Linked DNA regions of Homo sapiens: region 1 is linked to region 2. The links are chromatin contacts, found by Hi-C or POLR2A ChIA-PET in ENCODE. All regions are on one chromosome and are shown on one strand. Each heading gives the region's core, a stretch centred on a gene start or an enhancer-like site at or near the end of the contact. The rest is flanking DNA. Distances are from core to core; before and after follow the strand shown.

Region 1 (5,887 bases), core at 3,082-5,581, 44 kb after region 2:
ATCTCCACCTCCAGGATTCAAGCGATTTATCTGCCTCAGCCTCCTGAGTAGCTGGTATTACAGGTGCGTACCATCATGTCCGGTTAATTTTTGTATTTTTAGTAGAGATGGGGTTTCACCATGTTTGCCAGGCTGGTCTCGAACTCCTGACCTCAAGTGATCTGTCTGCCTCCTAAAGTGCTGGGATTACAGGTGTGAGCCACTGTGCCCGGCCTTAAATTCTAACATATTTTAAAACAGTGTTGTTTGGCCGGGCGCGGTGGCTCATGCCTGTAATCCCAGCACTTTGGGAGGCCGAGGAGGGCGGATCACAAGGTCAGGAGATTGAGACCATCCTGGCTAACACGGTGAAACCCCATCTCTACTAAAAATAGAAAAAATTAGCTGGGTGTGCTGGTGGACGCCTGTAGTCCCAGCCACAGGGGAGGCTGAGGCAGGAGAATGGCGTGAGCCCGAGAGTCGGAGCTTGCAGTGAGCCGAGATCACACCACTGCACTCCAGCCTGGGCGACAGAGCGAGACTCCGTCTCAAAAAAAAAAAAAAAAAAAGACAGTGTTGTTTAGCTGCCTTTCCCCCTCTTCCAAGCTGTTTTCCGTTTAACTCCAATGGCCAAATTTATGAGACATGGAAGAAGAAAATATCTGATGAAGGTTGTTGGCTCAGCTCCTGACACTTATATATTAATAATTTCTTAAAATTCCAAAAGAGATACAAGAGGGTTTGTTTTCATTCATTCATTCATTCATTCAGCAAATAGTTATTGACCACCTGCTATGTGCCAGATACTGTGCTAGCTATGGTGGACCTCGTCCTTGTGGAGCTGACTTCTGAGTTAAGTGAACTCAGTTAACTGAATTACGCTTCAAATGCCAAATAGGTGAGAATTGAGGTATTTGTACTCATGGTTACTGACCAGAGCCTGCTTCAAAAGGGTCATACACCTCAACATTGTTAACATTCGTTTCTGATAAGGCCATAGTTCCCCAAGTTAAAAGCCCATATACCATCAGAATTTTGCTTTTAAATATATCAGGGGTGTCTGGGGACTAGTGTGAAATACCATATCCTGAATGTTGAGATTCTTGCTTGGGGCAGAAGTGTGGACAGAATGAATAATAAGTATACTTCAGAAGTAGAAACTTATCTGTGAGCAAATCAAAATATCTAGATAAATAACACAGAGTTCCCCAGTTTCATCCATTCACCATGTGACAGTTTTAAAAGGGACTGGGCATTCTGGTTTAGGCTTCGTAGCATGTTGAATAAATGCAAGTCTCTAGAGTCAGACAGTCTGAAGTCCAAATCTTAGTTCCTCTACTTCTAGCTGTGAACCTTGAGAAAAGCCATTTAACATCATTAAGAATCTATATTCTCATCTCTAAAATGATGACTGTATTAACCAATGTTTACTGAATGTCTATTATGTGACAGGCAGAGTGCTATGCTTGTGCATATTAACTCATTCTAATCCTCACAGTGTCTATATGGTATACGACTAGGGTCTCCACCCTACAGATAGGGAAACTGAGGCACAGAGAGGCTAAGTAGATTCTCAGTTAATGAGCATCAGAGCTGGTGTGTGAACCCTGGGAGTCTGATTTTCATCATAGGGCTGTGATGAGGATTAAGTAAAATGATTTGTGTAAAGTTCTTAGTGCAGAACCTAGCACTAAGTGATCAAGGAATGTTAGCACAAGAAAACTGAACTTAAGGCTGGGCGTGGTGACTCATACCTTTAATCCTAACACTTTGGTATGCTGAGGCAGGAGAATTGCTTGAGCTCAGGAGCTTGAGACTAGCCTGGGCAACATAGTGAGACCCCATCTCTACAAAAATTTAAAAAATTAGCTGGGTGTTGTGGCGTAACACCTGTGGTCCCAGCTATTTGGGAGGCTGAGGTGGGAAGATCACTTGAGCCTGGGAGGTCAAGGCTGCAGTGAGCTATGATTGTGCCACTGTACTCCAGCCTAGGTGACAGAGCAAGACCCAGTCTCAAAAAAAAAAAAAAAAAAAAAAGGAAAAAAGACAATAAAACTTAAAAAAAAAATTGAACTGGAGGGAAGAATCTTGCCCCATGTAGGATTCTGTGTTTATGGGAAAACAGGCAAGAGGTTATCCCAGCCAACTTTAAACCAGTCAGTAGAGAAGCCTAGCCTGTGAGTTCTGGTGGAGACTAGTGTATCAGAGTCTCCCAGATTCCTTTCATAGCAGGTAAGCTGTCTGGCAGTGTGATTCTCCACTGGTGATGTGGCTTATGCATCCATGTGTAAGCCTGTTTCTCACCTAATCCTTGGCTAAAGCACTTTGCAGAAGCTCTCCCAGAAAGAACATGAAGAGACTTGCCACATTGGATGCAAAATGTCCAACCATCTATGTAGATGCCAAATCCCCTGAGGTAGGACCCTCCCAGCACACAGCTATTCTTCCCAACACTAAAAATGCATGAGTCTTCACTGAAGGCTGCTAGCATTAAATAAACATGGCAATATATTTGAAATAAATCATTTACTCACAGTTTTGTATATAAAACAAGCAGAAAAAATATACCTTCAAATCAAGCTATTATTATTCTGAACTAGGGATTTTTGTTATGTTTTAGGGAGAGTTTGAACTTGTTGGGTTAAAATAAAATTTCAAGGCAAACAGGTAAAGCAGACATCATCAAGGATTTGAATTCTCTTTTTAGCGTTTGTTCAGAGTAGCTTTCATTAGGATTTTAACTTTGAACTGGGACATTTTAGAGGGCAAAGGATACCAGTGTACTACTGGGAAATATTATCAATGTTTACATACCAGTGTTTACCTAGGATCAAAATCATGCATGAGTTTACTCTAGAATTAATAAGACTACCGGTCCGCTGCACTGGCTCAGGCCTGTAATCCCAGCACTTTGGAAGGCTGAGGCGGGTGGATCACAAGGTCAGGAGTTCAAGACCAACCTGGCCAAGATGGTAAAACCCCATCTCTACTAAAAATTTAAAACAGGCCAGGCGCAGTGGCTCACGCCTATAATCCCAGCACTTTGGGAGGCTGAGGCGGGTGGATCACAAGGTCAGGAGATCGAGACCATCCTGGCTAACACAGTGAAACCCCATCTCTACTAAAAATACAAAAAAATTAGCCGGGCATGGTGGCAGGCGCCTGTAGTCCCAGTTACTCTGGAGGCCGAGGCAGGAGAATGGCGTGAACCCGGGAGGTGGAGCTTGCAGTGAGCCGAGATCGTGCCACTGCACTCCAGCCCGGGTGACAAAGAGAGACTCCGTCTCAAAAAAATAAAAATAAAAAAATAAAAAAACAAAACAAGTAGCCAGGCATGGTGGCGGGTGCCTGTAATCTCAGCTACTCGGGAGGCTGAGGTAGAGAATTGCTTGAACCCGGGAGGCAGAGGTTGCAGTGAGCCGAGACTGCGCCACTGCACTCCAGCCTGGGTGACAGAGTGAGACTCCATCTCAAAATAAATAAATAAATAAATAAGACTACAAGTTAACTTTGGTTCACAGCTCTTGGAGTGTGACTGTGAGAGTGTGTGTGTGTGAGTGTGAGTGTGTGTGTTTGAGTGTGTGTGTGTGTTTGAGATGAGTATGCAATTTGGAATTCTTGGGAGAGCTTTATTTGCTGACCAACTGACAAATTGCAATTTGAAGCTATATACAGTGGGGTACAGTGTCTTCCAATCACTACCTGGAATTTAATTCAGTGGAGGGTTTTAAAATGTGTTGATCCAAGAGATAATTCTATCTCTGTGGTTAGATTTCTATTTTGATGTTCCTTATTCATACCATAAAATTTTGTCCTAATAATCACGTCTTAAGCATGACCTAACACACACAATGCACATAAGAGCAAAGGCTTTGGAGTCAGAGATCTAAGTTCAAGTCATGACTGTGCCACTTACTAGCTGTGTCTCCTCAGGCAAATCACCTTAGTTCCATTTCCACATCTCTAAGATGGTTCTAGTAACAGCACCAGGACTAAGTGACATTTGGCAATGTGTGGCACACAATTTGTTTAAAAAGTTTGGCAATTATTATTATTACTTTAAAGAATGCCACTTAAAAGCCATAGTTTGTGTTTTAGAGAGGAGTCTCTCACAAAAGTTCAGAATAACCTCATGGTTTACAGAAAAATTATTTGATTATTTGGTAAAGGAAGATGTTGCCCCAAACTTGGGGTGAAGGAGGGGGTGGGGTAGGAAATCAGAGAGAAAAACAGTTTCTGCAAAAGGTTTCCAAGATTTGGCCTTACCCTGAGCATTTATCTTACTGCCTTGGTCCAAGTTACCACCACCCAGTAGAATAAACATTGGAGAGGACACGCCCACTCTCGGGCAGGCCCCTGGCACCAGGATGTTTCTATTACCTCAGAGTTTGAAAGTGGAAAAGGAGTTCCACTCAAAATGGAGGCAGAACATGGAATTTACTTGGGAGGTCAAACAATAAGCCGAAGACTTTGAAACACGGGCTCTTTTTTTCTATCACAGGCAGGGACCTCTTGCTACTGAAAAGCATGGCCCTTGGGGCACATAAACATCTCTCCTTGACTCTCCTTTCTTTAGGTAAAATCCTGGGAGGTTGAAGATACAAGGGAATAATGACATTCCGGGCCATGCCTTCTGCCCACCCCTCGCTCATCTGAGAAAGCGTTCATTCATAATGGGTCTTAATTGTGTTGATGATTGTACAGATTTTGTTATGTCAAAGCACATCATTCAATGAATGCTTGTGTATGATAAACAGATGCAAAGCCAAGAGGCTCAATTTTCCCAGACGTTTCTATCAACACACACCTGAGAATGCGGCCTTTTGCTGTGGGTTCTCAGGGAGGCCTGCTGTGTACTACAAGACGGCTGAAGCCACCCTCCCGAAAGGGGTGGAGTGGGGAGATTTTCTGCAGGGGTTTGGCAGCACACAAATACCAGTTAGGAAACTATTATCTTGTTCCCTTTATTTATTTAGACGGAATCTCATTCTGTCGCCCAGGCTGGAGTGCAGTGGCGCCATCTCAGCTCACTGAAGCCTCCACCGCCCGGGTTCAAGTGATTCTCCTGCCTCAGCCTCCGGAGTAGTTAGGACTACAGGCATGCACCACCACGCCCAGCTAAGTTTTGTACTTTTTTTAGTAGAGATGAGGATTCACCATGTTGGCCAGCCTGGTCTCGAACTCCTGGCCTCAAATGATCCGCCTGCCTTGGCCTCCTAAAGTGCTGGTTTTATAGGTGTGAGCCACCGCACCTGGCCTTGTTCCCTTTAAATAAGCATTACTTACACTTTGTCTCTAAAGGTTGATGGGGTAATGCTGAAACCAACAAAAATGAAACTCACAAATTCAGCACACATATGCCTCCCGGGCCAACGTTTTTCCAATCCATGAACAAACAGTAGGAGGGACTTCTAGTTTCACTCCTTACCTTGGCTCCTTTGACCTAAGCCTTTGAGGGATCTGGCAAGGAACAGAAAGGCCGACTGGCAGACACCAGAAAGGAAAAGGAAGGAGAAGCCACAGTGGCTTCTATCATTTAACACTAGCTTGAATTCATACAGTGTTTTGCAATTTATAAAATTCTTTCAGGCTGGGCAAGGTGGCTAACGCCTATAATTCCAGCACTTTGGGAGGCTGAGGCGGCCTGATCACCTGAGTTGAGGAGTTTGAGACCAGCCTGGCCAACATAGTGAAACTCTGTCTCTACTGAAAAAAAAAAAATATAAAACTTAGCCAGGCGTGGTGGCATGCACCTGTAGTCCCAGCTATTTGGGAGGCTGAGGCAGAAGAATTGCTTGAACCTGGGAGGCGGAGGTTGCAGTGAGCCAAGATCGCACCAATGCACTCCAGCCTGGGTGACACACAAGACTCTGTCTCAAAAAAGAAAAAAAAAAATTATTTCACATAT
Region 2 (6,196 bases), core at 921-3,420:
GGCATGAGGCACCACACCTGGTGGGTTTTACTCTTTTTTAAAACAATGGTTTCTTAAAATGTAAATCAGTTGACCCAAGCTATTCAGGGAATGAGCCAGATTGCTCATCACTTGGATTGCTCAGCATCCTGCCTCAGGGACCCAGGTGTGGGGAAAGGTTTTCCCTCTGCTTGTGTTCAAGGTACTCAATCCTTATCCCATGATATGCCTGAGTTCAGGATTAGGACAGCCCAAAATATTAAGCAAGGCTAAGAACATCGATAGGGTTCCACCTGCCTTCAAACTACCCCTCCATCCCCTCCAACCAGGAAACACAAGCATTGACTTCATCCACCCATCTCTCTCTCTTACTTTATGATAATAATGCACAGGGCCTCATTTGGAGGAAAAAGTTTTTGCCTCATTCAACCAGAGTCCAGAGAGGAATTTTCTTCTGAAAGTGGAGATCCGTCTTATCTCCCCCACCTCTTGCCTTGGGGTTAGAATACCAGGAGACGGTGCTGGGACCCTGAGCAAGTGGTGGCATACCTGTCATGACCTTAGCCCTGCTCTAGGCCGTTCGCAACACACCCAGGTCCTGCTGCCCAGCACCCCTGCCTCCTTTCTAATCCTGTGTTTAGAGAAACACTCCAGTTTGCTCCTTGTCCCACAGCCTCAGAACTCAGTTCAAGGGGAGGGAGTGAACAAGCCTTCTCAGTTGTCAAAGGCCTTTGCTATCTGAGCATTGCAACAGCAAAAGCAAATGGCCTAATCCCTTACTTAGATAGGCAGGGCCAGAGCTAAGGCAAAGAATCTTGTTTGTCGTAGAATAATAGAATGCAGAACCAGTAGATGTCTCCTGGATCATCTGGCCCACAGTGCACAAATGAGGAAACTAAGACGCAGAAAGATGAAATAACTTGCCCAAGGTCACGCAGGCCCAGTATAAATAACACCAGTCGCCCCAACTTATTAAGCTCCTACTGTGTTACCTGCTATAGGGTAAAGCTTTTACCTGCCTTATGTCTCCTCACCACAACCTTGCAGGATAGGTGCTATAATCTCTGATTCACACAAAGAAAATGGAAGCCCAGAGAAGGCAGGTGACTTGCCCAGGGGAGCCCCCCAGCTTAGCACAAAGTCAGGTTTCCTTTTCTTTTCTTTCTTTCTTTGCTTTTTTTTTTTTTTTTTTTTTTTGAGACAGTGTTTCACTCTTATCACCCAAGCTGGAGTGCAGTGGTGTGATCTTGGTTCACTACAACCTCCACCTCCCAGGTTCAAGCGATTCTCCTGCCTCATCCTCCCAAGTAGCTGGGATTACAAGCTCCTGCCACCACACCTGGCTAATTTTTTTTTTGTATTTTTAGTAGAGATGGAGTTTCACCATGTTGGCCAGGCTGGTCTCGAACTCTTGACCTCAGGTGATCAGCCTGGCTCAGTCTCCCAAAGTGCTGGGATTACAGGCGTGAGCCACCACGCCCAGCCAAAGCCAGGTTTCCAACACTCTCTCAGCCACCACTCTCTAAAGTGAGACCCTGTTTTGTTGGTGGGTTTGTCAGAATGCTGGATTTTCCACATCTAAGACATGGCATGACATGATTGGCAGGTTGCAAGCGCTGCTGTTTCGTAAGAGACCAGTACAACAGGGAGAAGAAACTACCTGGCCTCCTCAGAACGAAAGAATTATAGCTCTCAGCTCAGCTTTCCATAGACCTCTCCAAAAAGGCTGTGAAATGTTGACAAACGAGTTAAAGTTGGATCAAGTGCCAGCCACTGTGCACTTACTTCCTGATTAGTTGTATCCATGGCCCTTGTCGCTGAGGACACAGAAAGCAAAGAGAATGTTAGCTTTCTCATATGGTGGTGTGAAATCAGAGGTTCCTCACAGCCCTGGGAGTTGGGGCCGAGCTGGGTTTGTGTCTCTTCTTGCCCCATCCCTCTCCTGCTGCTTGGTGTCTTTTCCTTCCTTCATGTCCCAGCCGTCCCCTGCAAGGCCCTACTCCACACCAGAACCTCTGCCCTAGTCCTCCTTCCCTCTGTCCCGTAAACACTACCTGTCCCATGTGCCTTTCCTCTGGGGCCCTGTTCTCTGTCCTCCGGGCTGACTGATAAGCTGATCCATGTGACGTGCTCAAGGGAAACTTGCTCCACTTAGGTAACACATTTGAGATTTAAAAGGTGGAGTTGTCAAGTTTCTGAGTCATCTGTCAGGGATACATCTGGGGAGCCAGGAAGGCCTTGGAGGGGCCATACAATCACAGGCTGAGTCACTCATTTCTAGGGTTGTCACAAGCTTGATACTCTGCTCGCCCTGTTCCCATACTGCTGGAGAAAAGGTTTCCAGTGCTCTGTCCATGCGAAGTATATAGTAAGCGAAACTTCTGTGCATCTGTTTCCTCACACAAATGCCACACTTAATGAGGGACGTGGTAACTCTCAACTGTACCCTGGGTCACTCCCAATTATCTTTCTGTGTATTAAAGCTGTGCTTAAAGCTATAGCAAAATAAGATTATTCTGGTAATTTTGAACCCTTATTATGGATCAGTCTCTACATATTGATCTCTAATCTTTATCACAACCTCAAGAGGTTAATATTATCACCTATTTTATTGATAAAGAAACTGAGATTCAGTGACTGGCCCAGATTATCTTAAGAAGAAAGTCTGAGAAAGGTCTGTCTGACCCCGTGGTCCTTGCTCTTCCTTTTGTGCAAGGACGTGTCACTTAGCTCAAAGTATGCCTATAGCCCAGGCTGGAGCTGGCTTTTGCTGGTTCCTGAGAGCTGATTGTGAAATTTTCAGAAATTAGACAAGCCAATGGTTAAACACAGCCATTACTGAAAGTAAAATACATAAACCTTACGATGTTAGTTATGGGCTTGTAAATACAAGAAAAATAGAAATAAAAAATATATATAAACTCAGGTATGTCTTTATGAGCAGCGTGAAAACAGACTAATACAGTAAATTGGTACCAGTAGAGTGGGGCAGTGCTGGAAAGATACCCAAAAATGTGGAAGCAACTTTGGAACTGGGTAACAGGCAGAGGTTGGGCAGTTTGGAGGGCTCAGAAGAAGACAGGAAAATGTGGGAAAGACTGGAACTCCTTAGAGACTTGTTGAAGGGCTTTGACCAAAATGCTGATAATGATATGGACAATGAAATCCAGGCTGAGGTGGTCTCAGCTGAAATGAGGAACTTGTTGGGAACTGGAGCAAAGGTGACTCTTGTTATGTTTTAGCAAAGAGACTGGCAGCATTTTGCACCTGCCCTAGAGATTTGTGAAAATTTGAACTTGAGAGAGATGATTTAGGGTATCTGGCGGAAGAAATTTCTAAGAAGCAAAGCATTCAAGAGGTGACTTAGGTGCTGTTAAAGGCATTCAGTTTTTTTTGTTTTGTTTTTTGAGATGGAGTTTCACTCTTGTTGCCCAGGCTGTAGTGCAATGGTGCAATGTCAGCTCACTGCAACCTCTGCCTCCCAGGTTCAAGCAATTCTTCTGCCTCAGCCTCCCAAGTAGCTGGGATTGCAGGCATGCACCACCACGCCTGGCTAATTTTTTGTATTTTTAGTAGAGATGGGGTTTCACCATGTTGGCCAGGCCGGTTTTGAACTCCTGACCTCAGGTGATCCACCCACCTTGCTTCCCAAAGTGTTAGGATTACAGGCGTGAGCCACCATGCCTGGCTCAGGCATTCAGTTTTACAAGGGAAGCAGAGCATAAAAGTTCGGAAAATTTGCAACCTGACAATGTGATAGAAAAGAAAGTCCCATTTTCTGGGGAAAAATTCAAGCTGGCCACAGAAATTTGCATACGTGATGAGGAGCCAAATGTTAATCACCAAGACAATGGGGAAAATGTCTCCAGGGCATGTCAGAGAACTTTGCAGCCACTCCCATCACAGGCCCAGAGGCCTAGGAGAAAAAAAATGGTTTTGTGGGCCGGGTGCAGTCTAGTGATTTGGTGCCCTGCATCTCAGCCACTCCTCCAGCCGTGGCTGAAAGGGGCCAATGTAGAGCTTGAGCCATGGCTTCAGAGGGTGCAAGCCCTAAGCCTTGGCCACTTCCATATGGTGTTGAGCCTGCAAGTGCACAGAAATCAAGAATTGGGGTTTGGGAACCTCCACCTAAATTTCAGAGAATGTATGGAAACACCTGGATGCCCAGGCATAAGTTTGCTGCAGGGCGGGGCCCTCATGGAGAACCTCTGCTAGGGTAGTGTGGAAAGGAAATGTGGGGTCAGAGCCCCTACACAGAGTCCCTACTGGGGCACTGCCTAGTGGAGCTGTGAGAAGAGGACCATCATCCTCCAGACTCCAGAATGGTAGATCCACTGACAGCTTGCACCGTGTGCCTGAAAGTGACGGACACTCAACACCAGCCTGTGAAAGAAGCTGGGAGGGAGGCTGTACCTTGCAAAGCCATAGGGGTGGAGCTGCCCAAGACCATGGGAACCCACCTTTTGCATCAGTGTGACCTGGATGTGAGACATGGAAGCAAAGGAGGCCATTTTGGAGCTTTAAGACTTGACTGCCCTGCTGGATTTCAGACTTGCATGGGGCCTGTAGTCCCTTGTTCTGGCCCATTTCTCCCATTTGTAATGGCTGTATTTACCCATGCCTGTACTCCCATTGTATCTAAGAAATAACTAATTTGCTTTCAATTTTACAGGCTTATAGGCAGAAGGGCTTGCCTTGTCTGGAATGAGACTTTGGATTGGGGACTTTTGAGTTAATGCTGAAATGACTTAAGACTTTGGGGGACTGTTAAGAAGGTGTGATTGGTTTTGAAATGTGAAGACATGAGATTTGGGAGGGGCCAGGGCAGAATGATATGGTTTGGCCGTGTCCCTACCCAAATCTCATCTCAAATTCCCATGTGTTGTGGGAGGGACCTGGTGGGAGGTAATTGAATCATGGGGGCAGGTCTTTCCAATTCTGTTCTCATAATAGTGAATAAGTCTCATGAGATCTGATGATTTTATAAGGGGTAGTTTTCCAGCATGAGCTCACTCTTTACCTCCCACCATCCATGTAAGACGTGACTTGCTCCTCCTTGCCTTCCACCATGATTGTGAGGCCTCCCCAGCCATGTGGAACTGTAAGTCCATTAAACCACCTTCTTTTGTAAATTGCCCAGTCTTGGGTATGTCTTTATCAGCAGCATGAAAACGGACTAATCCACCCTCCTGCTTCTCTGACTGTGGCTTCTCAGATACATGCATGGCTCCTCTTTTTCTAACTGCCCTCTAATTGTTGATGTTCCTCAAAGTTCTATTTGCATCCTGCCTCCTTTGTCATTGTGCATGTTCTTCCTGTCTGATCTTCTTTATCTCATGTTCTTGGCTGCCAAATGTATGTATATCAAGTATTGGTTTCTGAAAGAATCCTGGTAAATAGCACTTGTTTTCCCCTTCCATATTCTGAATAATCTGAGAAATGAAACAAATAACTAAAATGGGTGCTAAAACCACACAAAAATCAGATGTAATTTTATATACTAGAAATAATCCAAAAATGAAATTAACAATTCCATTTACAATAGCATCAAAAAGAATAAAATACTTTGGAATAAATTTAACTAAGATATAGGAGACTTGTACACTGACACTGGGCATGGTGGCTCACACTTGTAATGCCAGCACTTTGGGAGGCTGAGGCAGGAGGATTGCTTGAGCCTAGGAGTGTGGACCCACCCTGGGTAACACAGTGAGACCCTGTCTCAAAAAAAAAAAAAAAAAAAAAAAGGATAGAAACAAACAAAAGACTTGTACACTAAAAACTATAAAACATTGCTGAAATAAATAAAGAACATGTAAATAGGAAAAACATCTTGTGTTCATGAATTGGATCATTTAATTTTGTTAAGAGAGCAATACTTCACTAAGTGATCTACAGATTCAATGCAACACTTACTTATAAAAGTCCCAACAGTTTTTTTTGAAGAAATGGAAAAATTGATCCTAAAATTTATACAAAATTACAAGGGACCCTGATAGCCAAAATAATCTTGAAAAAGAAGAATAAAGTTAGAGGACTCACTCTTTCCAATTTGATTTTATTTTACTTATTTATTTATTTTATTTTTATTTATTTCTTTATTTTGAGATGGAGTTTTGCTCTTGTTGCCCAGGCTGGAGTGCAATGGCATGATCTTGGCTTACTGCAACCTCTGTCTCCCAGGTTCAAGTGATTCTCCTGCTTCAGGCGCCCTAGT

What was found. A loop is a pair of places that touch in the nucleus more often than their neighbours do. ChIA-PET counts read pairs that join two places held with the same protein, here RNA polymerase II (POLR2A). Pooled maps may share reads with other maps.
Region 1: a loop to region 2 is called in a map of Caco-2, with 2.1 times the contacts of the local background. The contact joins two enhancer-like sites. A Hi-C loop is called at or near these places in 1 of 168 maps with a recorded cell type or tissue (Caco-2) and 1 of 50 pooled maps. POLR2A ChIA-PET finds 5 or more read pairs at or near these places in 5 of 52 experiments (A673, GM10248, GM12878 and 2 more).

The regions. Positions count from the first base shown.
Region 1 is chr4:40,444,745-40,450,631 of GRCh38, forward strand. The region is part of intron 3 of RBM47 (RNA binding motif protein 47); the gene reads right to left. Among named protein-coding and RNA genes, the nearest start is that of RBM47-AS1, 22 kb to the left of the region's middle. Within about 2 kb of position 4,332, at least 8 of the 41 ENCODE cell types and tissues checked have a DNase peak (open chromatin) inside an H3K27ac peak, as active enhancers do.
Region 2 is chr4:40,402,646-40,408,841 of GRCh38, forward strand. No RefSeq gene overlaps it. Among named protein-coding and RNA genes, the nearest start is that of RBM47-AS1, 20 kb to the right of the region's middle. Within about 2 kb of position 2,171, at least 12 of the 41 ENCODE cell types and tissues checked have a DNase peak (open chromatin) inside an H3K27ac peak, as active enhancers do.